3 separate regions of the Homo sapiens genome follow, and all the other regions are linked to region 2. The links are chromatin loops, found by intact Hi-C in ENCODE. Cell type or tissue: mammary epithelial cell. All regions are shown on one strand.

What was found. A loop is a pair of places that touch in the nucleus more often than their neighbours do. Peaks named below come from ENCODE experiments on the same cell type or tissue, not always from the same donor. Only the 100,000 strongest peaks of a DNase experiment are listed, where the experiment ranks them.
Region 1: it touches region 2 in a loop (6-fold over the local background); 5 of 110 quality-filtered maps call a loop at or near these places.
Region 3: a loop joins it to region 2, with 12 times the contacts of the local background. A loop is called at or near these places in 71 of 110 quality-filtered maps.

Annotation. Positions count from the first base shown.
Region 1 is chr1:43,224,252-43,232,251 of GRCh38, reverse strand. CFAP57 (cilia and flagella associated protein 57) reads right to left here. Exons shown (of 23, transcript NM_001378189.1): 18 at 5,126-5,269. All of the region lies in intron 1 of LOC105378685 (a long non-coding RNA gene), which reads left to right. Among named protein-coding and RNA genes, the nearest start is that of TMEM125, 42 kb to the left of the region's middle. In mammary epithelial cell, a CTCF peak has its summit at 4,819 (motif pointing left); no DNase peak of the experiment used is centred here.
Region 2 is chr1:43,759,904-43,767,903 of GRCh38, reverse strand. The region is part of intron 2 of ST3GAL3 (ST3 beta-galactoside alpha-2,3-sialyltransferase 3); the gene reads right to left. Among named protein-coding and RNA genes, the nearest start is that of ST3GAL3-AS1, 37 kb to the right of the region's middle. RefSeq lists enhancers at 480-1,015, 4,054-4,113, 4,144-4,233. In mammary epithelial cell, a CTCF peak has its summit at 4,281 (motif pointing left); DNase peaks (open chromatin) are centred at 473, 923 and 4,293; H3K4me3 peaks cover 203 bases; H3K27ac peaks cover 2,609 bases.
Region 3 is chr1:44,033,503-44,041,502 of GRCh38, reverse strand. It overlaps LOC107984948 (a long non-coding RNA gene), which reads right to left. Exons shown (of 2, transcript XR_007066054.1): 2 at 1,067-1,596. LOC124904168 (a long non-coding RNA gene) reads left to right here and starts at 5,729. Exons shown (of 4, transcript XR_007066055.1): 1 at 5,729-5,820; 2 at 6,078-6,248; 3 at 7,183-7,858. RefSeq lists a cis regulatory region at 5,374-5,391 and enhancers at 5,310-5,454, 3,838-6,792. In mammary epithelial cell, a CTCF peak has its summit at 4,740 (motif pointing right); DNase peaks (open chromatin) are centred at 2,402 and 4,752; H3K27ac peaks cover 411 bases.

The DNA.
Region 1 (8,000 bases), 540 kb after region 2:
CCCTTTCCTTCAACCATGCTGATTATTTTATTTTCTTGAATTCCTTATAAATTGGTGACACCCAAGCACTAGAACCTCAACTCTCACCTGAGGCAGGGTTCCCCAGAGAAGCACCTTCCTCACCTGCTTTCTGAAGTTGTATAAGTGAATCTCGACCCTCTGGGGCCACTTTAGAATGGGGTCATTCTAAAGCAGAAAGTTTGGAGGGACCAACATGTGGGCACCACCCATCTAAGGCATAAAACAGGAAAGGGGAAGCTGAGAAGGGGCCTCAGCCTCATCATTCTGTTGAAAGGTCTTAAAAAGTACAACTGAGAAGTGTCCTGTCTTCACAAGAAAAATAAGAAACCACCAGTGAGCTTCTGAAATACATTTTTTTTAGATGGAGTCTTGCTCTGTTGCCGAGGCTGGAGTGCAGTGGTGCGATCTCTATCTTGGCTCACTGCAACCTCCGCCTCCGGGTTTAAGCAATTTTCTAGCCTCAGCCTCCCGAGTAGCTGGGATTACAGGCAATTGCCACCATGCCCAACTAATTTTTTTTTTTTTTTTTTTGTATTTTTAGGAGAGACAGGGTTTCACCATGTTGTCCAGGCTGGTCTTGAACTCCTGACCTCAAGTGATCTGCCCACCTCGCCTTCCCAAAGTGCTGGGATTACAGGCATGAGCCACTGCGCCCGGGCTGAAAGATTTTTTAAAAATTCATTTTTGCATTTATATTAACCAAAGTCATGGGAATGACAACTGGAGTGTCCAATTAGGATGAGACTAGCTGTGCATGAGCTTTCATTGACCTAACTCCTAATGACTTATGGACTATATCTGGTGGACACTAGTATTTCTGATAAGAGGGAGGTTTGCTGACTGTTTTGGGAGAATGGGATCATTCACTGGATTTTTTCACGGCTAGGTAGAGTAGACCCTCCCCCTCTAGTCTATCCCAGGCCCTTTGGTCAAATTTCAAGGCTCTTGGTAACCTTCTGGGGGGTGCCAGGAGGCCCTAATGAACACATCCATGTTCTAGACACAAAAGGGCAGCTTTTAGAAGGTTTTCCTCATTACTGGAAGCATTTTGTATAGACAGAATAGCCCTCTGACCCAAAGCCTGGCATAAAGGTGGCACTCAAATATTTGATGAATGAACGAATAATGGCAAGTGTGGTGGACAAAGGAGAGCAATAGTGAGGGACACGAAAAGAGCCTGAAACACCCTGCTTCTGGAAGAGGAATGACAAGATAAGAAGGCAGTGTTGGCAGAGTTATATAGAACCACCTTGTAGGGGATACACATTGAGTGTGGGTATTTGCACAGCTAAAGAATGTGCCCATTAGAAAGGGCCGCCCAGCTTGTTGTAGACTTAGAGATCTAAGGCTGATTAAGAAGTAGTTTCTGCCTTCAAGAGGCCTCAGGTCTGCAAGGATAAGAAAGAAGTAAATCAGAAATTCAGGTGGAGTAGGATAAACACTGCAGTTAAGGCAGAAAGCACTGTGTGTACACAGAGGAGGTGAGCAGGCAGCACCCAAAAAGATGGGATGCGTCCACTGGATTTGGGAGGAAGAATAAGTATTAGAGGACAAAAGGGGAAAGAATTCCAGGCAGACAGAACAGCCTGCACACAGAGAGGACCAGAGGCATGGGCAGCCTGGCGCATCTCTGCAGGCTGCAAGTGGCTTAGGGTGGCTGCAGGAGCAGGGATTTGAAGAGGGGGGAGAGGGGAGGGAGAAGAGGCTGGCTGAGCTAGGTCATGCAGGATCCAAGGGCAGAGGCTCAAATGGTGAGAAGTTTGCCTTTATCCTGAAAGCTCAGAGAGCCACTGAAGGCTTAGACCAGGAGTGGAATGATGTAATTTGCATCTTAGAGGGCCTGATGCAGAGGTTCTGCTGAAAAGAGCAAGACGGGGGCCAGGCAGACCAGTCAGGAGGCTGCCAGTTTGGCTGAGGAGGCAGATGATAGCGTCCTAGGCCAAGGCAATGGCAGCTGGAAGAGAGAAAGGGGGCTTCTGTTTGCGGGGCTCCCGAAGATCATGTCTGAGTGCCTCATTCTCTAAATCTCAGGCCAGCAGTGACAGATGAGGTTAGCAGAGAGGGCATACAGGAGTATATTGTTTACTTCTGTTCATTTTTTCCCCCAGGCAAAGACTCATACTACTCTGAGAATAAAAATAATCTGTTTATAGAAAAATTGGGAAATAGGTCAAATTTGAGTAGCTGGCTGGACAGCCAGAAGCCTAGCCCCTTATGTGGAAACAAGCATCTTTTCCCAGTGTGGAAAATCCATCTACTTTTCCATGTGTTTTTCATCACACTCAGAGATTCTCAATGGGGCTCAGGCAGGAGGGTAGAAAGCATTTTGCACCCCCCAGGGGACCTCTGGCAAGGTCTGAAGGCATTTTTTAGTTTTAACATCCTGGATAGGGGGTGTTTTTGGGATCTAGCAGGTAGGGACCAGGGACGCTGCTAAACATCCTACAATATACAGGACAGACCCTCCATGACAGAGAATTACCTACCTCAAAATAGTAGTAGTGCTGAGCTTGAGAAACCCTGCCCTAGTAAATGAGTGTAAACTAAAACGACAAGCCTCGGGAAACCTCTCCCCTAGGCAGGGCAAAGGGACCCTTGGATCATCAGAGCCAAGTTGGAAAAAGAGTATGTGAGGGCGGGTACCTGAATCAGGAAGTGTTATTAGAAGTTGCAGCTCTACAAATGAGCCAAGGGCTTGAGGCTTCCTTCCTGGGAGAAAAAGACCTTTACAGGAGATCCACAGTGCATGAACCAAAGGTGTCTATGACCCCCAGAGGGAAGCCCCAAGGTCAGAGGCTCCCAGAAGCACCCAGGCCCAGGTATCAGTCCTGACAGCAACTGGCACCAGCGAAAGGAGGTAGGAGGGATCCTGCTGGAATCACTCCCAAGGTGCAAGTGTATTCCCTGCTGAGCATCAAGGCCACGGTTGGCCCCTGTTACTGCCAGAGAAGATGAATGGTCCCCCCAGGTGTGCTGGTGGGGAAAGTAAGCTGACCATTAGCAAACAACGGACCCGACCTGAAATGCAGCTGACAAATGTGTCAAATGAGGAAGGAGAAAGGGGGCAGTGATTTCCAGGGGCCTGTGGTGTGCTGGCCCTCCAGGTGGGTGGGGCCTCTGCTCTTCCTCTCATCTTCTCAGGCTGCTATGGTCTGATGAACGTTGGTGCCCTCCACCCCAAATTCCAATGGTGAAACCTAACCCCCAAAGTGATGGGATTAGGAGGTCAGGTCTTTGGGAGGTGATCAGGTCACGAGGGCAGAGCCCTCACAAATGGGATTTGTGCCCTTGTACGAGAGGCTGGAGGGAGCTTGTTTGCCCCCTTTTGCCCTCCCATCACATGAGGACACATAGCAGGTGCCATCTATGAGGAACAGGCCTGGACACCAAATCTGCTGGAGCCTTGGTCTTAGACTTTCCAGCTTCCAGTACTTTCAGCAATACATTTCTGTTGGCCATAAATTATCCCTTCTAAAGTATTTTGTTATAGCACCCCGAAAGGACGACAGCTGCCATTTTGGGGCCCTGAAAGCACTCAAGAATGGTAGGAGGCCCAGCGGAGGCAGGTCTGTGGTCAGCTGGGGGCATCCTTTCTCATCCCAGAAGCCAGGGAAAAAGTCATTGTCACAAGGACATACCCTCTCTGGGCCCCCTGGCCCTGGACTGATCTCCACCTGGCTCTTTACTGGGCTTACCAGAGTACAGGCGTCACCGGGCAGACTGGCACCCCCATGGCTCTGGCACTTCTAGTTGGGTCATCAGTGCTGTCTGACACCCTTGTATCTGTTATCCCGGCTCAGCACAAACAATTAGAGAAGATGGAGGAGGGAGCAGAAGCCTATTTTGTCTAGGGCGGTCAGGGAAGGCATATAGGCTGAGACCTGAAAGATGCAAAGAAGCCAGCCATGTGGCGATCTGGGGGAAGAGCCTTCCAGGCAGAGGCAGCAGCACTGCAGAGGTCCTGAGATGGAAAAGCGTGACTTACAGGAACTGTCAGAAAGTCAGTGGGCTGGAGCAGGGAGGGGGAGCTGTGAGAGGAGGCTGGAGAGGCAGGGAGAGGCTGGATCACGCAGGACCTTGTGGGCCTGACTGGGACTTTGGATTTTACTGTAGGTGGGATGGGACCCCACTGGGGAGTTCACTCAGGCCTCTATGTGGAGACCAGACTGGAGGCTGGAGTCCAGTCCAGATAAGAGATGGTGGCTGCTTGTACCAGGGTGATAGCAGCAGCGGGAAAGGAGGGTTTGATGTGAGATATGTTTTGGAAATTGATCAGACAGATGTTGGTGATGATTTGGATAAGGAGTTAAGAGAAGTGAAGAATCAAGAAAGACTTCTGCATTTCTGCATTAAGTAACTGGGTGGATCATAGACCACTAACTGAGAGAGGGAAAACTGGAGGAAGGGGGAGAGAAAAATCAAGAATTCGGTTTTAGATCAACATGGACGCCACTGTCAGCCCAGCAGGGGAGGCTGATGGGGCAACACACGTTGCAGGGAAAGGTGGCGTGTGGTGGGGGGCATGGGGGACCTCACAGGATTCTCAGAAACCCTTGTCCAGTTGATCCTGCTTCTAATCTCGCCTCTCTACCTTCATCCTGTTTGCTTCCCAGAACATATTCTTAATTATGCCACTCTTCTGCTCAAGAGCCTCTGATGACTTCTCATTCCTTATCAGATGAAGTCCAAACACCATGGCCTCACCTGGGGTCTCAACCAACATTTCCAGTTTGAGAAAAAAATGCTGAACTAGAAGGATAGCCTGTTGGCTGAGTACACACTGCCCTCTGGTGGCCAAATGCCCAATAGCTGCATCTCCCTTAGGAGGGCACAGTACACCGCACACTGAGGCACGGGTAGGGCCAAAGCCCATCTCCAGGTCCCGTGGCAAGTTAACTCCCAAGCGATTTGCTTTCGGTCAGCTGAGCCTGCAGCGGGGCCACGGCCTTCCCTGTTGCACCCCTGTGGACTGGAGGCTGCACACACCTTGGGAGCAGAGAGGACTGTGAGAAGAGCTTCTCCTCAGTCCCTGAGGCCAGCTAGCCAATTGTGGAAGAAGAGACAGAGGGTCTGAGAGGCCAGAGTGTTGCAAATGGCTTCTTACCTCCTGAATCTGTTCCTTCATCACCCTGATCTCATTCTCTCGAGGTTCTATTTGCTTCTTCAGCTCCTTTATTTTGTAGTCAAGCACAAACTTGAATTTCCCTAGTTCTTGATTTTTCTTTTTCAGATCATAAATTCGCTTCTCCTGGGGGTGAGATGAGAGAGAAGTGAGAGATATTGTAAGGCCCTGGTATACTGCAGCCCTTTAGGGCAAAAGAGCACGAAGCCTGTGACTCTCCTGGTTGAAGAGGTCAACCAGGAGACTCCTCTCCTCCCTTCGTCAGTACAGAGGCTGGCACTCCCCCCATGGGGCTACAGCACAGACCCCTCAGCCTCTGTACAAGGACTCTCATGCATTCACTCACTCATTCATATTAGGTTGTGAACAGCGGTATTTTCCAACGATGGCCCCCACAGCATCTCCCGCCCCACACTCCAGCTGTTCTACAGCGTGACCTTGCTGCTTCTCCATCAGGAGGTGGAAGCGAATCCCCTTCCCTTGCATTTGCCTTGACTTGTGACTTGTTCGTAACCCAAATAATGCAGCAGAAGGGAGACTGTGTGGCTTCCAAGGCTAGGCCAAAAAAGGCCAAGCAGCTTTTATCTGGCTCTCTTGGGACACCTGCATTGGGGGAGGGCATCTGCTATGTAAGAAGTCCAACTACACTGAGACATCCAGGCTGGTGGGCACATTAGGGGCTCTGATCAAAAGACCCAGCTGAGCCTAGCCTCCCAGACACCCCTGCCAAGGTGCCAGACATGTGACTGAAGAAGCCACATTGGATGTTGATCTTCCAGCCTCCAGCTGTTTTGAGTCACCCCCAGTATTCCCAGCTGAGGCCCCAGACATCGGGGACAGAGATAAGCCATCCTTTTGTACCCTGTCCAGATTCCAGATCTGTAGCACCTGTAAGCAGAATAAAATAGTTGCTTTCAATCACTTAGTTTTTCTTTTTGAGATGGGTCTCACTTTGTCACCCAGGCTAGAGCGCAGTGGCACGATCTTGGCTCACTGCAACCTCTGCTTCTCAAGTTCAAGCGATTCTCCTGCCTCAGCCTCCAGAGTAGCTTGGATTACAGGCATGTGCCACCACTCCTGGCTAATTTTTATATTTTTGGTAGAGATGGGGTTTCACCATGTTGGCCAGGCTGGTCTCGAACTCCTGACCTCAAGTGATCCACCTGCCTCTGCCTCCCAAAGTGCTGGGATTACAGGCGTGAGCCACCACACCTGGCCTCAATCAGTAAGTTTTAAGGTTAATTTGTTGCACGGTGATAGTAATCAGAACATAAGTATATCCATCCATCAAACATTTACTGAATGAAGATCTTTTGTCAAGTATTGGGTTTCCAAATATAAATACAACACAGTCCCTTGCCCTTAAAAGAAAACACTAGTTGGGAAAGAAGACACAGAAGCAAATCTAAGCCTAAAATGTGATAAATGTTGTAAAGCACAGAAGGCAAAGTATATATTGAGGGTGCTGAGAATGACTGGCTTGAGAGCCAAGCGGTGGTTCATGGGGGAAGTGAGAGGTGAGGCTGGGGAAATAGAGGAGGGAGGTGAGGGTCTTCATGTTGGGGGAAAGAGTTCAGAATTTATCTCCTAGGCCAGGGGTTGGCAAACTCCAGCCTGTGGGCCACATTGGGCCTGCTGTCTATTTCTGTAAAACTTTATTGGAACACAGCCAAGTTAATTGACTAATGTTTTGTTTATGGGTGGTTTCACACTACAGCAGCGGTGTTGATTCGTTGAGACAGACCACATGGCCTCCAAAGCCAAAAATATTTACTACCTAGGTCTTTACAGAAAGAGCGTGCTGACCCCTGCTGTAGCAATGGGGAGCTGTGAGGGCTTTGAGCAGGAGAGTGGCAGCATTGCACCTGTACCCTGCCAGTCCATGGTGGTGGGAGATGGGAAGTGAGGCCATTAGACTGCTTAGGAGGCTGTTGCCACTTTCTAGGTGAGGAGGCCTTTGTCTCTTTCTTGTCAAAGCCCCCTTTGAGAATCTGAACAGAGCTTTGGATCTTCCCTAAAAACAAACAAACAAACAAACAAACAAACAAACAAACAAAACCCTGGATATGTACACCGACACTCACATGCAGAAATGACATCCAGGCATGATCCCATGATCCTATGTGATCCTTACAAGACCCCTTGAGGTGGTTATCATCCCCATTTTATAGGTGAGAAAATGAAGGCTTAGAGAAGTTGCTCGAGGTGCAATGGTCAATAAATGGAACCTGTGCCAGACCTAGTTCCCTAACACTGAAGCCCACGTCCTTGGCCCTTGGAGAATTCCACCTGCCTTGGGCCGTAGTGGCAGGGGAGATGGAGAGGAGGGCACGGAATCTGGATGTGCTCAGGAGGATGATACTACATACTGGGTATTGAGGTATCTGCCCCACAGAATGTGATGTCTCTGACGTCTGAGTGTTTTGTAAGAAAGGCATCCCAAAAGTGGAGGCAGCCTCCTGGACAGGGTCAATCCCAGGAGAGTCCCTCTGCGACAGGGGGACCATGTGGTCAGTGCGGCAAGTGAGCTGTCCCCAGCCCATGGGGAAGCGCCTCCAAGGATGCCTGGAGCAGTGGAGTCAGCTGACTCGGTTCTTATTGCAGCCTGTCACCTATTGAAGTGTGTGACCCTGGGCAAGATACCCAGCCTCTTGGAGTTCAGCTTCCCGAACCATAACACTGGGTTCTCAGGCCCCCTGGGTTGTTGGCAGAGCTGAAAGTGATGTGTTGACAGCGATTAGCCCAGTGCCAAGCACACAACAGGCACTTCACTGACGGCTGGTTCCCCCATCAAGTTAAAGAAATGCGTCCTGAGAAGCTAGGGACCCTCTCTCCCCTGAGCTTTGCCTTCCTCGCC
Region 2 (8,000 bases):
AAACTTCCCTCTATGCTTATAGGTTATAGTAGCATCATACAAGTTTTGACAAGTTTTGATATTTTCTTTTTTTTTTTTTAATTATACTTTAAGTTCTGGGATACATGTGCAGAACGTGCAGGTTTGTTACATGGGTAAACACGTGCCATGGCGGTTTGCTGCACCCATCAACCCATCATCTACATTAGGTATTTCTCCTAATGCTATCCTTCCCCTACCCCCCCACCCAAGTTTTGATATTTTCAGTATCATGCAATTCAAAATATTTTCTACTTCCCATGATTTTTTCTTTGACCCAATGATTATTTACAAATTCATTTCTTAATATTCTAGTTATCTTTTTGTTATTCATTTCTAGCTTAATTTCACTGTGGTCAGAGGATTGATTCTGCATGTGATCAATCCTCTGACACTTGTTGAGACTTGCTTTAGGTATGGTCTGTGGCTTCCCCTTCATTTACCTGATGAAGTCTAAACTGTTCCCTGTTCACTGTGACATATAAAGAAGGACCTTTGTGACCTGACTCATTACCTACCTGCCCAGGGAGTACCATCCCCCAGAGACTCTATATGCCAGCCACATCCATCTTCCCCTGGTTTTCACTCATGCCATGCCTTGCACTCTTGCGCCTCTATCCATAATCTTCCCTCTGCCTTTCTGCTCCTCCTAGCCCTCCCTACTCAGCTCAGATGTTACCTCCACCACAAGGCCTTTCCAAGCATCTGTCCGTCCCTGAAACTCCTCAAGTGGTGAAGTGCTGTGGCTATTGGTATCCCTACCTCTTTTCTTTCTCTCGCAATCTAGCCTCCACACAGCTGCCAAAGTGAGCCTTCTAAAATGCAAATCCGACCACATTTCTCTCTCTCCTTTTCATCAGCTGCTTCCGCCTAACTCAGAATCCAAACTCTGCATTCCACACAAGACTCTCCCAGCCCTTTTCCAGGCCCCTCCACTTTATTCATGCTACTATCACTGCCTAGAATGCACTTCTCATCTTATTCATTCATCTTTCAAGTCCAGGCTTGAGAGTCACTTCCTCTTATTTTGCTGAGGGAATAAAGGAACACAACCTCCCATTTTAAATTCTAGGTGCTCAACAGAAATTCCAGAAGAGACCTCTGTGTTGTTAATTTTCCTTCACACAAAAGTCCAGAACACTACTTTTCCACCAGGTCTTTCCATTAAGGGTAGAAGCCTTTAATGGCCCTGCTGCATTAAATCTAAACTCCACACCTCACCTTAGGGCCTTCTGTCATCGACTCTGCCCTGCTCTGCAATCCTCGGTCTCACTACTCCCCGCCCCCCACCATTCCTCACAAGCCGCTCTCAGCTCTCACTGAAGCTTACAAAATATTTCGAGTACTCTGTCTGCTAGAGCACTTTCCCAGGTCCCCACATGTCCTACCCCAACCGCCAGGTCCCTGCTTCAGTGCCCATCTCTTCCTCAAAGCTTTCCTTGACATCACTTCTTATTTATTTACTTATTTTTTTTTAAATCGCCACTTCTTTGTTGTCTCTGAAACACTTCATCTCATTGTCTTGTCCTTGGTTACTTCCTGTGAGTCTCAGCTTTCAGTCTTTAAAATTCCCAGGCCCAGGCACCTCTCTTCCTAAATGCCCCACACTGCCTGGAATAAAGCTGAGTAAGTAACAAGCTGTCAGTCAGCAGTAATCCTCATAGACTGACAGAAGAAGTCATTGATATCTCTCCCTTGGCCTCTCTTCCTCTGACTTAAGGGCTACTTGGGTGGTATTCATGTGAATCCGGGCAAGGAGCTGTCAGGGCTATTTGAATGACTATTTCCTTGTAATTTCCTCCACTGGATTTTTTATTCCAGCTCTTAGAGGAGAAATAGGAACATGAATAATGGTGCTGGTCTCAGTGAAGAGACCTGTCTCTTCAAGCTTCTTTCTTCAAGCACAGAGAAGCTCATGTGCTTCCCTGCAGCACACATCTATCTCCATTGTTACCATGTGAAAGACATCAATCCTGTTATGGCTGAGGGAAAGAGGAGCTTGTTTTTACAGCTACATGGCAGGATCAGAAGCTTCTCAATCTTCTCCTATACCACTAAAAAAAAAGCGCACGCGGACGCGCGGACGCGCGCGCGCGCGCGCACACACACACACACACACACACACACACACAGACACACACAGACACACACATGCACATGAAATTGTTTTACCCTTTTTTGCCTTTCCAGAGCAAGGAATCCTTAAATTCTCAGCTCTGTATTCCTCCCTTCTTTTCCTTCTCTCTGATAAAGTTTAGCTTTCCTCAGCCTTTTAAAATGTCCCCAGGTAAGTAAAACTATGATACTATGATGGTGGCAATTTAAGTATTTTAAGTGTGGGGAACCTAAAACATACAGTTTTAGAAGTGTCTTTGATTCACCAATAGTGATGAAATGGAGCCACCACACAGGTATGAGCAACATCACAGTGTAGCTGTGAGGGCTACGTGGCCTCCTCTCAGTTAGGTGGGACCACACGACTGAGTACTGATCTGTGGAACGTGCGCTGCAGGGAAGCACATGAACTTCTCTGTGCTTGAAGAGAGAAGCTTGAAGAGAGAGGTCTCTTCACTGAGACCTGCACAGTTCTCCATGTTCCTGTCCATTTCTCCTCTGGGAGCTGGTTTAGAGAATCCAGTGAAGGACTCCAGGCCCTAGGGCCTGGGGGAGTCACTAGATGAAGTCTGTGGCCCTAAATGAATTAGGTAGAGCAGAATTCCTCCCCACCAATATAGAACTGCACCAGATTGTGACAGGAGAGAAATAACCTTTATTGTGTTAAAACCACTGAAATTTGGGGGTAGTTGGTTACACTAGAGTTCACCCTGACACTAAAATGATAAATGAAAAATGAAATTATTTTTATTTTTATTCTTAAAGTTAAAAATAACAAGTATTCTTAAGTATTGCTTCAAAGCAATTCTGTCTAAAGCTGTCTTCTATTACTCTACCAGCCCTTTCAGGAGAGCCCTTTGGGCACTATGGTGGAAGCTGTAGAGGCCACTCAGTAACTAAAGGGCTTATTCCCCAGCTGCTGGGATGGTGAAGGACAGAAAGGCCTCAACTGTCAGCCCTCTTCAGGGAATGCATCTGCTGAAGAGCGCTGCCTGGCCCACGGCCATGCCCCTTCCTGGGGCAGCCCTCGTCCAATGACGGGTCAGGAGGAGCTGTAAAGGCACAGCTCTCTCACTCTATGGCTTAGAAAACATGGATTATCTGAGCCCTAGTCCCCATGGGGTGGGCTGAGGCCTTTTACTGAGACTGAATCACGGCCCGATTTTTCCCCCTATACAATCTCCACATCTTTCCCTTTTCTTTTCCCTTCTTCCTCATTTCCTTTCTTTTCCTTCCAGGAGTATTGATTCCATAACCACTCCCTAATAAGCTTTTCACACCCTAATCTTTATCTCAGAGTTTGCTTCCCCTGGATCTCGGCCTGAGACAGGTACTATATCCCGATGCAATATTGTGTTGCGCGACTCTACCTCATTATATAGCCCAAATACTATATTTTCCAATCAAAAATACACAAAATCACAGTGGGATGGAACCTTTAAAATTGAGACTCTGCAAAAATTCAGAATGTACTATACTATTAAAAGACTGTTTATAAGAAAGTAAGAAATACCACAGACATTTTGAGGGCCCCTCTGAGAAAAGGAGCTCTGAAATTGTCTTAAGGAAAATATTACCTCCTTGCTTATAACCAAATAAATTATTAAATACATAACAGAGCTACATAAAAGTTATTAAGGATCTATTAATATTATTCATCTGTGCTGATACCTTGTACTATTGTAATTATAGCAGTTACTTTCTGAGTGTTCACAACACAGTGCTAAGAGCTCTACACACACTATCTCATTGAATAAATGACAGTTAAGAAATGACCCAAAGTCACATAGCCAGGACTCAACGTTAGGTGGGGTGGATTCCAAAGCCTCAACTCTTATGTTCCACTATGTTGTAATGCCTCTACTGTCTTGCATATTCAAGCTCTGAGAGAGGTTAACACTGTAAGGAGTATAGTTCACTAAGTAATTTGCAGGGGAGCCTGGAACATAAGGCAGATATAGAGGATTCCAAAACACACACTCTCTCCTCTCACCCCTCCATTGCCTCCTCTGATGGCTTAGACACTGGCCTGCCTTTGGATGCCCACGGTCTAGTAAGTGAGTTGAAGAACTACTCCATGCAGGATTTTGCCAGAAGTCATTCCAGCGCTAATCTGTCCTGTGGCAATCAAAAGGTTCTTCTGCCCTCTTGTGGCTCAGGGTGACTGCTACATATCAAAGCTCCATTAAAAAGCTGAAACACCATATAAAGGCACTTGGCAGCCAGGCACAAAACAGCAGAAGGCAACGCTGATTGGCTTGAAATGGAGCCTATTTAATAACCTAAAAATTTGATCCGCCACTCCTCCATGCCAACTATTGCTCATAATAAGAAAGTTAGAAAGAATAACAGAATACTAGAACTCATAGAAAAACAAACCCAAGAACCCAGTATCTCGTAATTGTAAGGAATATAACAACCAGCTACATCCATTTACAACAATGATAAAAGTTTAAAACATTATAAGCCCCAAAGAAAACTCCCCATCCTTGCTTTTTTACACCTAACAGTATATTTCAGAAATCTTTTCATATTAGTGTATACAGAGCCTCCTCATCTTCAGGTGCAGAGTACTCACCGGATGGGGGAACCATGATTTAATTAACTTGTTCTCTACTGGTAAACATTCTAATTGCTTCCAAATTTTTGCTATTAAAAACAATGCTGCAAATAAACAAAGTGCTGCGATGGGTAACCTTGTGCATATATCATTTTGCAAGTGTGCAAGAATCCCAGTAGGGGAATTCCTAGAAGTGGAAATGCTGGGTCCAAGGGCAAGGGCACATACATGCCTTTGCACGACTTCTTGAAACTTTTTCTTCTGTTGGTTTTCCCTCCTATCTGTCTGGCTGCTCCTTCTCAGGCTTCTTCCCATTGTGCCCTTCCTCCTGCTTACCCCTCCTTGGTTATCATTTCCCCAGGACTTGGTTTTTGGTCCCCTTTCATCCTATCTCCTCTCTCCCCAGCAGTCTCACCCACTCTTATCTTCCAGCTATCAGTTTTCTTCCCAGAAAGAAACCAAAGTTATTATTTCTGGGTTTTATGCTTCCAGTTATTTTATGCATATGTATGCAAACCTATATATAATATATATGCTTATGTATGTATAACTATGGAGATACACACAGACAACTTCCCCGTCCTCTTGTTATAAATGGTAGCGTTTATATCCTCAATGGAAGCAGTTTTAAGGGGATGCCGCCAAGCAACAACCTTCACAGGAGATAAAACTGTGGCCCCCAACACTTTTCAACCTATAGTTGAATTCTTTGCCAGGCAACTGGAGTGAACTCAAAGGGGAAGATTAAAAGTATTGTCTCCCACCCTGGACTACTCGCCAAGTAGCCATGCATTAATTTAAGGGCTAGAGGGAAGGATAGAGCACAAAGGCCAATAAGTAAAACATCAGAGACTAAATAAGTCTCTGATACCTTCACAGATATGGTTACATACCTGTGTAAAGGTTTGGTTTGACTTTTTGGTTTTTCTTTCTTTTTTTTTTTTTTTTAATGAGACAGGGTCTTGCTCTGTTGCTAAGGCTGGAGTACAGTGGCTCACTGGAGCCTCAATCTCCTGGGTTCAAGCGATCCTCCTGCCTTAGCCTCCCAAGTGGCTGGGACTATAGGCACGTGCCACCACATCCGACTGATTTTTCATTTTTATTTTCGGTAGAGACGAGGTCTCACTATGTTCCCCAGTCTGGTCTCAAACTTCTGGGCTCAAGTGAACCTCCTGCCTTGGCCTCCCAAAGTGCTGGGATTGCAGGTATGAGCCACCAAGCCCAGCCTGAATTTTTTTTTTTTTTTTTTTTTTTTTTTTTGAGACAGAGTGTCGCTCTGTTGCCCAGGCTGGAGTGCAGTGGTGCCATCTTGGCTCACTGCAAGCTCCGCCTCCTGGGTTCACGCTATTCTCCTGCCCCAGCCTCCCGAGTAGCTGGGACTACAGGCGCCCACCACCATGCCCGGCTAATTTTTTTGTATTTTTAGTAGAGACTGGGTTTCACTGTGTTAGCCAGGATGGTCTCGATCTCCTGACCTCGTGATCCGCCCACCTTGGCCTCCCAAAGTGCTGGGATTACAGGCATGAGCCACCGCGCCCGGCCCAGCCTGACTTTTTTTTAATGAAAGTTTTTAACCACAAGTAGAGAGAATAGTATAATGAACCCCATCCTACAGATTCAACAATTAAAACATTTTACTTCTGACTTCCTTTCTTCCTTTGTTTTTTCCTTCCTTCCCTTGCCCCCTTTTCTTTCTCCTTCTCTCTTTTTTGGCTGCATTATTATAAAACAAGTCCCTGACACCATGTCATTTCATATCTAAATACATCCTTCTGGACATTATAAAACACAAAGACATTTCTTTACACGACCACAATATCATTAACACAAGGTAAATTTCTTAATTTCATCAAATGCTCAAACTACATTCATATTTCCACAATTATCTAAAAAAAAAAAAATCTTTTTACAGTTAGCTACTTAAATTTTGAAGGAAATATATAGCCAAATAAACTCCAAGCCCAGCCTGCAATGGCTTGTGACTATTAAATCTTACAAGAATTCCCAGGCTCCCAAAACCCCCAACAACAGGAAATGAACTGCTGAAGCTGTCCAGCTCCCGGAGGGACATTCTTCCACTGCTCAGCCTAGTGTGGCCTTGGCAGATAATGGTTAAGGAAGAATCACCCTATTTCCCTTAGATATCATCCTCCTATCCCCTCCAACCACTAATCTACTTTCTGACTCTATAGATTTGCCTGTTTTGGACATGTCAGTGAAACCATTAAATATGTGGCCTTTGTGGCCTGCTTCTTTCTCTCAGCATAATGTTTTCAAGGCTCATCCATATTGTAGCATTATCAGTATCTCATTCCTCTTTATTGCAGAACAGTCCATCGTTTGGATATACCACATTTTATTTTTTTATTTATCCCTTCTTCAGCTGTTGTGTATTTGAGTTGTTTCCACTTTTTGGCTACAAGAAATAATAGTGCTATCAACATTTTTTTTTTTTGAGACGGAGCCTTGCTGTGTCACCCAAGCTGGAATGCAGTGGTATGATCTCAGGTCACTGCAACCTCCACCTCCCGAGTTCAAGCGATTCTCCTGCCTCAGCCTCCCGAGTAGCTGGGACTACAGGTGCCTACCACCACGCCCGGCTAATTTTTTGTATTTTTTAGTAGAGACGGGGTTTCACCGTGTTAGCCGGGATGGTCCCGATCTCCTGACTTCGTGATCCACCTGCCTTGGCCTCCCAAAGTGCTGGGATTACAGGCGTGAGCCACTGCGCCTGGCCTGAATAGATCTTTTATCCATGCATGATTCTGTAACATCCTAACAGTAGTCATTTGCGCATTATGGGTTCACTGAGTTATACACATCTTCCAATGATTTCACATTCGTTATAAAATATCAAAAAATCTCATTTGTTAATATATCTACTGACTGTATCAGACAAGTGTTTAAATATTGAGATGTCAGGCTTATGGCAGCAGATGTAAGTTTTTCAGAATTCTAGTCTTCACTTGAAAGCCAGAGTTTTCTCACTGCAAAAAAATACTGCCAGTGGTTTCCCTTGAAGTGACAGGCTTACTTCATTCATCTTTGAGAAAAGGTCTGTCAAAACCCAGTCTAAATAACCATACTTTGTCTATCATTTCTTTCAAGTAAAAATGGTACCCCCAAAAGAGCAGCTAGTTCAGCTTGTAGTACAAACAATCCATACCATGAGGGCTTTTCCTTGGGGCAACAATAAAGCTTCAGTGTGCAGTGGTAGTGTTTTATGCGTATTTTTCCCATTTCATCACCACATTTTTTTTGAGATGGGTTCTCACTATGTTGCTCAGGCTGGCCTCAAGTGATCCTT
Region 3 (8,000 bases), 270 kb before region 2:
CCACCATGCCTGGCTAATTTTTGCATTTTTAGTAGAGACGGGGTTTCACCATGTTGGCCAGGCTGGTCTAGAACTCCTGATCTCAGGTGATCCACCCGTCTCTACCTCCCAAAGTGCTGGGATTACAGGCGTGAGACACTACGCCCAGCCAGAGAGCTGTATATTTTCTAAAACAAAAATGTTAGTGAGAACAGTGGCATCGTTTTACACTTTTGCAAATCTCTTTACTGTCTGGCTTGTAGAAGACAGCTAGATTCTCAGCTGCTTCTGCATTCAATCTGTTGCAATGGGTTGCTTTGGTTAAAATATGTGATGAAAACTGAGCTTCATAAAGTATGTAGTTGGGAAAGAGAGAAGTATTTTAATAGCCTTTTCAGTAAATTCTTCTTTCTTCCATACCAAAACTCGAGGTGGTAGTTTCTTAAAAGTTAGTTACTACGTGAACGTTTCATACTCTGTTAACGTTACACTCCACTGGTCTGTCTTGCACTTTGAATAGCTCTTTTACTCATGCATGATTTTGTAACATCATGTATTGGTCATTTGGAAAATATTGGTTCACTGAGTTATGCAGATCTCCCAAATGTTGACACATTTCATTATACAATATTTTTTAAAGAGCACACTCATTAATGCTATCACTGGTCTCATTAGAATTGAAAGCTTTCAAACTCACTGTAAGTAGATATAAGTTTTTCAAATCCTAATTTTCACTTGAAGACGCTAATTTTTTCACTGGCAACAAACACTAATTTTTTTTCCCTTGAATTGATAGGCTCACTTGATTCACCTTTGAGAAAAAGTATGCCAAAGACCCAAGTCTGATAACTATAGTTTGTCATTTGTTCTTTTAAGTAAAACTGGTGTTTGGTGCATTCAGTTCACAATTCAATTGCGTAAGTGCTTTTCCTTGAGATAAGCATACTTCCCATTTTGTCACACAAAATATTTCAAAGACATATATTCAAGGGTTAAGACAATAAAGTTAATAATGTTACTGCTTCTTTTAGACAATATAAAATAATCAGTACAGTGTAGTATTGGCATAAAGACATATAGATCAAAAGATGCTCAGTATCTTTTATTTATTTTATTTTTTTTGAGACGGAGTTTCACTCTTGTTGTCCAGGTTGGAGTGCAATGGCTCAATCTCAGCTCACTGCAATTCCTGCCTCCCAGGTTCAAGCGATTCTCCTGCCTCAGCCTCCCGAGTAGCTGGGATTACAGGCATGCGCCACCATGCCCAGCTAATTTTGTATTTTTAGTAGAGATGGGGTTTCTCCATGTTGTTCAGGCTGGTCTCGAACTCCCGAGCTCAGGTGATCCACCCATCTCAGCCTCCCAAAGTGCTGGGATTACAGTTGTGAGCCACTGCGCCTGGTCGACGCTCAGTATCTTACAGGCATGAATCCAAAATAGATGTGTACATACATGGTCCACTGATTTCTTTTTGCATTTTTTTGTAGAGATGGAGTCTTGCCATGTTGCCCAGGCTGGTCTCAAACTACTGGCCCCAAGTGATCCTCCTGCCTCAGCCTCTCATAGTGTGGGGATTAACAGGCATGAGCCACCACCTCCATCTTCATGATCCATTGACTGTTGACAAAGATCGCAAGTTAATTCAATAGAAAAAGGACAGTATTTTCAACAAATAGTGCTGGAACAATTGGAAATCCATAATCAAAACAGACACAAAGACAAACAAAGCTCAACTCCTTCCTTTGCACAATTTAATAAAGCAAAATGGATCATAGAACTAAAGTAATAGCTACAGTTATAAAACTTCTAGACAAAAACATAGAGTGAATCTTTGAGGGCCCTGAGTTGGGTAAATATTTTCTTAGATAGGACTCAAAATGTACAAACTATAAAAGAAAAAATAATTGATTTTCATCAAAATGAAAAACTTCTATTCTTTGAAAGGCACTGTTAAGAAAATGAAAAGATAAGAAACAGACTGTGAAAATATTTGTGCTCTTACAACTCAGTGACAATAATGCAAACTCATTTTTAAAATGGTCAAAAAGGCCAGTCGTGGTGATTCATGCCTACAATCCCAGCACTTTGGGAGGTGGGAGGATCGCTTGAGCCCAGGAGTTCAAGACCTGCCTGGATAACATAGTGAGACCTTGTCTCTATAAAAAATAAACAAATTAGCCAGGCATGGTGGTGTAGGCCTGTAGTCCCAACTACTCAGGAGGCTAAGGTGGGAGGATGGCTTGAACCCAGGAGGTCAAGGCTGCAGTGAGCCTCATGCCACTGCACTCCATCCTAAAGGACAGAGTGAGACCCTGTCTCAAAAAGAATTTTAATTAAAAAAAAAAACAGTCAAAAGATTTGAATGAATACTTCACTAGGGAAGATACATGAATGGCAAAAAGTCCATGAAAAGATGCTCAAATCATTAATCATCAGGAAATTGCATATTAAAACCACAATAAGATACCACAGTACACTTATTACCATTGCTAAAGTTTAAAAGGTTGATAATGCCAAATGTTGGTGAGAATGTAGAGCAACTAGAAGTCTCAAAATTGCTGATCAGAATGCAAAATAGTACAGCCACTTTGGGAAACTGGAAATTTCTTATAAAAGTACCTGTCATATGCTCCAACAATCCCACTCCAAAGTATTAATTCAAGAGAGATGACAATATGCGTCCACACAGAGATCTGCACATGAATGTGCATACCAATTTTATTCATAATACCAAGAAACGGAAAACAGCCTAAATGTCCATCAACATGTAAATATTTAAGCAAATTATCTATCTGTATGATGAAATACCAATCCATAATAAAAATAAAATAACTACTGATACATGAAACCACAAAACAATAATTTTACTGCTTCACAAGGACAGAAAACCAAACACTGCATGTTCTCACTCATAGGTGGGAACTGAACAATGAGAACACTTGGACACAGGGAGGGGAACATCACACACTGGGGCCTGTCGTGGGGTGGGAAACTGGAGGAGGGATTGCATTAGAAGAAATACTCAATGTAAATGACGAGTTAATGGGTGCAGCAAACAAACATGGTACATGTATACCTATGTAACAAACCTGCATGTTGTGCACATGTACCCTAGAACTTAAAGTATAAAACAAACAAACAAAAAACAGATGCCTTTAAAAAAATAATAATAATAATAATTGTACTGCTTCACCAAGGACTTTTAAAGCAAAATTGAGGCTGGGCATGGTAGCTCACTCCTGTAATCCCAGCACTTTGGGAGTTCCAGGTGGGTGGATCACTTGAAGTCAGGAGTTCAAGACCAGCCTGGCCAACAGAGTGAAATCCTGTCTCTACTAAAAATACAAAAATTAGCCAGGCGTGGTGGTGTGCCCCTGTAATCTCAGCTACTTGGGAGGCTGAGGCAGGAGAATCACATGAACCCGGGAAGTGGAGGTTGCAGTGAGCTTAGATCGTGTCACTGCACTCAAGCCTGGGTGATGAAGTGAGACTCCATCCCAAAAATAAAAATAAATAAATAAATAAATAAGGCAAAACTGGCCCTTTTTTCCCTCCTATTGTTACTAGTCATGCACCATGGTGGAGAAGAATACAAAGATTACTGGTACAGTTGGGTGCCATGCCTTGATTCATGCTTAGGTGCCAACAGTTTCACCCACCGTTGCTCTTACATCATGTGCAAATATCGATAAATTGAAAGTGGCAAATAACAATTTAGTATTGTTAGGAAAATAGCTTTTGCCTTGTGTATTCCCTGTAAGAGTCTTAAAGATTCCCAGGGATCTGCAATCAACACCCTGAGAACTGATGTTCAAATTAATTAGAATAGTCACATTGACTTTTTAAAAATGACACTTCTTTTTCGATATCACTCAAAGGCATGTAAAATGCTTTCACAAATATCCCATGGAAAAAAGGAAGACCAACTCCATCTGTGGTACTATTTGCTTTACTTCCTCGAAAAATAAAAGGGGGGTTGGGGGAAGGAGAACCCGAGTAGGCCCCTGGGAGCGTGTTTGGCATGTGAAGCCATCCATCATGCAGTCATGGTGAGCAGATGCAGGCCTGGGACCAAAAAGGCAAGTGGCGCTGGGAACTCAGGGCCCTTCGTCACCTTTCCCCACACAATCCCACTGGCTATACACCCCTCCACAATACAGTCATACCGACACACACACACACACACACACACACACACACAGAGTCAGGCCAGCCCCACACACCATGGCTAATCTCTCACAACAAGCCCAGCCATGGTTGCACTCACACAATCCAATCATACAGCCACAACAGAGCCACAAAAAAGCCAACACCCAACCTTATTGTGCTCAAAACCAGGTCACACTGCTCTATATTCACAGATGGAGAATCTCAATGGCCATACACTCAACTATAGATATACTCAAACTAGGAGAATGGCTCATAATGTAAAACATCTACTGGGCCCCGTGGCCATGCCAGCACATCCCCCCTAGTATATTGTGCATGGGGTGAAATAATAGCTTTTGGACACAGGCCAACCTGAATTCAAGTTCACGTTTTGGACACAGGCCAACCTGAATCCAAGTTCACGTTCTACCACTTATTAGTTCTATAACCTGCAGCAAATTAGTTAACCTGCCTGAGCTCTCATTCTAGAAAACACAGAAAATTCCTACTTTGAAAACTTGATGTGATGACACAAAATAATCAGACAAGGGGCAGCACCTTGTCTGGCCCAATGTGTGCTGGGGATGCAGCTGTAACTGCCATGTATGGCTTTTGTCACCAGAGGGCACCAGGGCCACAATGTGTCTGGGGAGATTGCTGGAAGAAAATATGCTGAAAAGGCCAGGATTCCTGGGGAGTTTCAGGGTGATTACAGACAGGGTAGGTGTGGGATGTGTGTGGGGCTGGGCAGCTTTTGGGAACCCCACCTAGGCCCCGGCCACACAAGTGGGCTGTTGGGTATGGTGGGCAGCTCCCAGGGAAGATCAGATCTAGGAAGGAGGATGGATGAGGGCTTTCTGTGAGCCAGGCCCTCTTCTGTGCCGATTTCACACACATTAAATCCTTTAATCCCCACAACAATACCGTGGTTGATAGTCACTGCTAATATTAATAGTATTCCTGGTGAGGAATATTGAGGAAGCTGAGGTCTGCTTACATAGCCATTAAGTGGAGACCTGGAATACAAATGCAGGCAGCCTGGCTTCAGAATCCATGGCCCTAACCACAGCTCCACACTGCCCCCAACAGTGACCCTGCATCTCCCCTTGCTGGGGTTCTGCCAGGACTCCCTGACCCTGGCTTTCTTCCCTGGAGTTCAGCCAGCCCCAGCTGGCCTTTCCCCTCTTCCGGCCTGCTCCCCACCTGCTCCCTGGGCCAGCCCATGGTAAGAGGCTTATCACATATGTGTGGGGGACAGATAAGGCAGGGCCCCACGCAGGGCTTATCCAGCCCTGCCATCCCTGCTGGGGAGCTACCAGCAGATGGAGCCCCGCCCGCGGTCTGGGGTCACTCCTTGTGATGCTGCCAGAGCTCTTTATGATGCCATAATTTGTAGTGACATCATTGCTGTGTCCCTCCTTTGAGTCTGAGAGGGTTACTCAGATAAGAGTTGGGGAAGTGGAGTCAGACAGGAGCCCTACTGAGGCTCCAAGTCAGTGGGCCGGGTTGGGCTGGACTGGAGGAGAGAGTGGTGCCAGAGGATCCTCCCCAGGGCAGATGGCTATTTTTGGTGTCGACTGCTCGGCTTATAGCCACCCCTCTTCCTGTCTTCCCAATCCAAAGAGGCTCTGGGTCCAGCAGGGGCAGGAGCAGTAGGAGAAATCTTTAGCCCTGCAGCAGGGCAGCTCTGGGGTCAGTCTCTAGCTCAGGAACCAGCCTGTTCCTCCCTACAGTGAGGCCTGACCCTCAGTACCTCGGGTCTGAGGGGAAGGGGGGCCTTACTTCCAATCCTTGAAATAGCAGTGAGGCAAAGAGAGATTATTAGGATGGCCAGACAGACGGACACAGCCAGACCCACCATAATAGTCACACACATTAACTTGCTGATGTGGGCTGCAGGCACAGCCTCACGCCAACACCATCACACTCACAGCCATTCATTCTCATAGCCATGCCCACAGCTACACGTGGGCCACAGATGGCTGAACCACACGGACATACCAGCACAGGCACAATGTCACCTGTCCCATCTGGGAGAACAGGAACCCCTTCTCTCTCACGGTTGTACTCCCAGAGAGGAGCTCAATTCCCAGCACATGGCAGATGCGCACTAATATTTGGTGAGTGAATAAATGGACATTCAGTGCCACAGGGCCTGTGACCAGGCTGGGCTGAGGCCAGAGGGAACGCCATCCCACCTGCAAGCCTGCTCGACCTCTCCAGACCCAGGATGGGAGCATCGAGGAAGAACTACAACTGCCAGCACCACCCCAGCCCCAACTTCAGTCATGGCCACTCCTCAGATAATAGGTCACTGAAGGGACCTCGGTTATGTAGGGACCCTGGTTATGCAGGGACCCCACTCCCTCCCTCCAGGTGCAGTGAATTGGAACACTGGCACTCTGAAAATGGAATGTTATGAACATTGGGTGCTCTGGATGTTGGGTACCCCAGGCCCCCTGGAATTTGGCACTGGGGGCTCTGGGTTTTGGGTCCTCTACAGTGTTGGGTGCTCTGGCACCCTTGACATTGGGAATTCAGGACTTTGGGAGCTCAAAGCGATTGAGGAGTCTGGGTGTTGAAAGCTCTGGAGATTGGGGCTGCCCCTTGGACAACGCCAAAGTCAATACTTCCTGTCTATATGCCTGATTTTACCTGGAGCCACTGAGGTCCAGCCCGGAACCCCTGTTCTGAACCCCATGATTGGCTTATGCTGCCCCAAGGCTGGGGTGGCAGGGCTGGGGTGGCGGGGTTTCAGGGGTAGAGAAACCACAACAGGATGGCCTAAGGGGTACCTGGAGCCCCAGAGACAGCTCTCAGGTCTGAAACCAATCTAACCTGCTCCTCTGCATTGGGACAGGGCAGTGGAGGTGCCAGGCACTGACCACTGGGCTCCAGGTTCAAGAAAGGAAGAATCTGAGAGCAGAGCCCAGGCAGGCACCTCCCAGTAATGCTTCCTGGCTACTGAGGCTGGGGTTCTAAGGAGGTGGAGACCCCTGGCCAGGCCTGGCTTCAACTACAGGCAATGTCCACCCTCCCCCACCTTCTCAGCAGGCCCCCAGCACCACTCCATCAAGGTGCCCAGTGCTGCCAGCTCCTGCAGTGACCACCAGAAGTGGCCCAAGTCTGGCATTATTCATATTCCTACTAGACACACACCTAAGCTGACTATGTGCATCTCGAAACAGAGGCCTTGATCCTGCAGGCTGATGACACCACTCGAGGAAACCAGCCAGCCCTGGGGGCTCTGACGCTGGATGCAGCCCTCCCAGGAAATAGCTCCACTGGCTGCAGTAACTGGAGGCTCCTGAGCCACATTTCAGCCTGCAGTGGGTGGTGGGTGGGCCCCAGCCCAACTGCTGCCCTGCCCCAGGAAGAAGCAGGCCCGTCAAAATGTCTGACCCCGTCCGTCCCCCATCCCCTCCCCTGCCCCAGTCTGTCCTCAGTCCTGATCCCCCTGCCCGCCCCACAGTGGCCCAGGCTGGCCATGCCCTTCCCACCCTGCAGGCCAGCTGCTCAGAGCCAGGGGCTCACAGCCAGGGACGGAGGCTATCCCAGCTCCCACCCGGGCTGGGCCCAAACCTGCCTCCTTTGGGCCTCATTCTGATTGGAAAAAAACAGCCTCTCTAGTCCCTGTCTCAGGAAGATGACTTTTCAAACCAGAATCTTTCTCACAAGTGTCTCCTCAGGACACAGCTGTGTGGTTTCCTGAAGCTCTTTCTGGTTCAAGGTGGGTAAAACACACATATCCATGAATCTGTTTCTATGTATACAAATAGACTTTGAGCTATGCCAGTGTTAGTCTAATAAAGCCCTCTGGCCAACATCCCCAATCTCCCTAAACACTCCAAGGAAAATTTTCTCTTCACCCC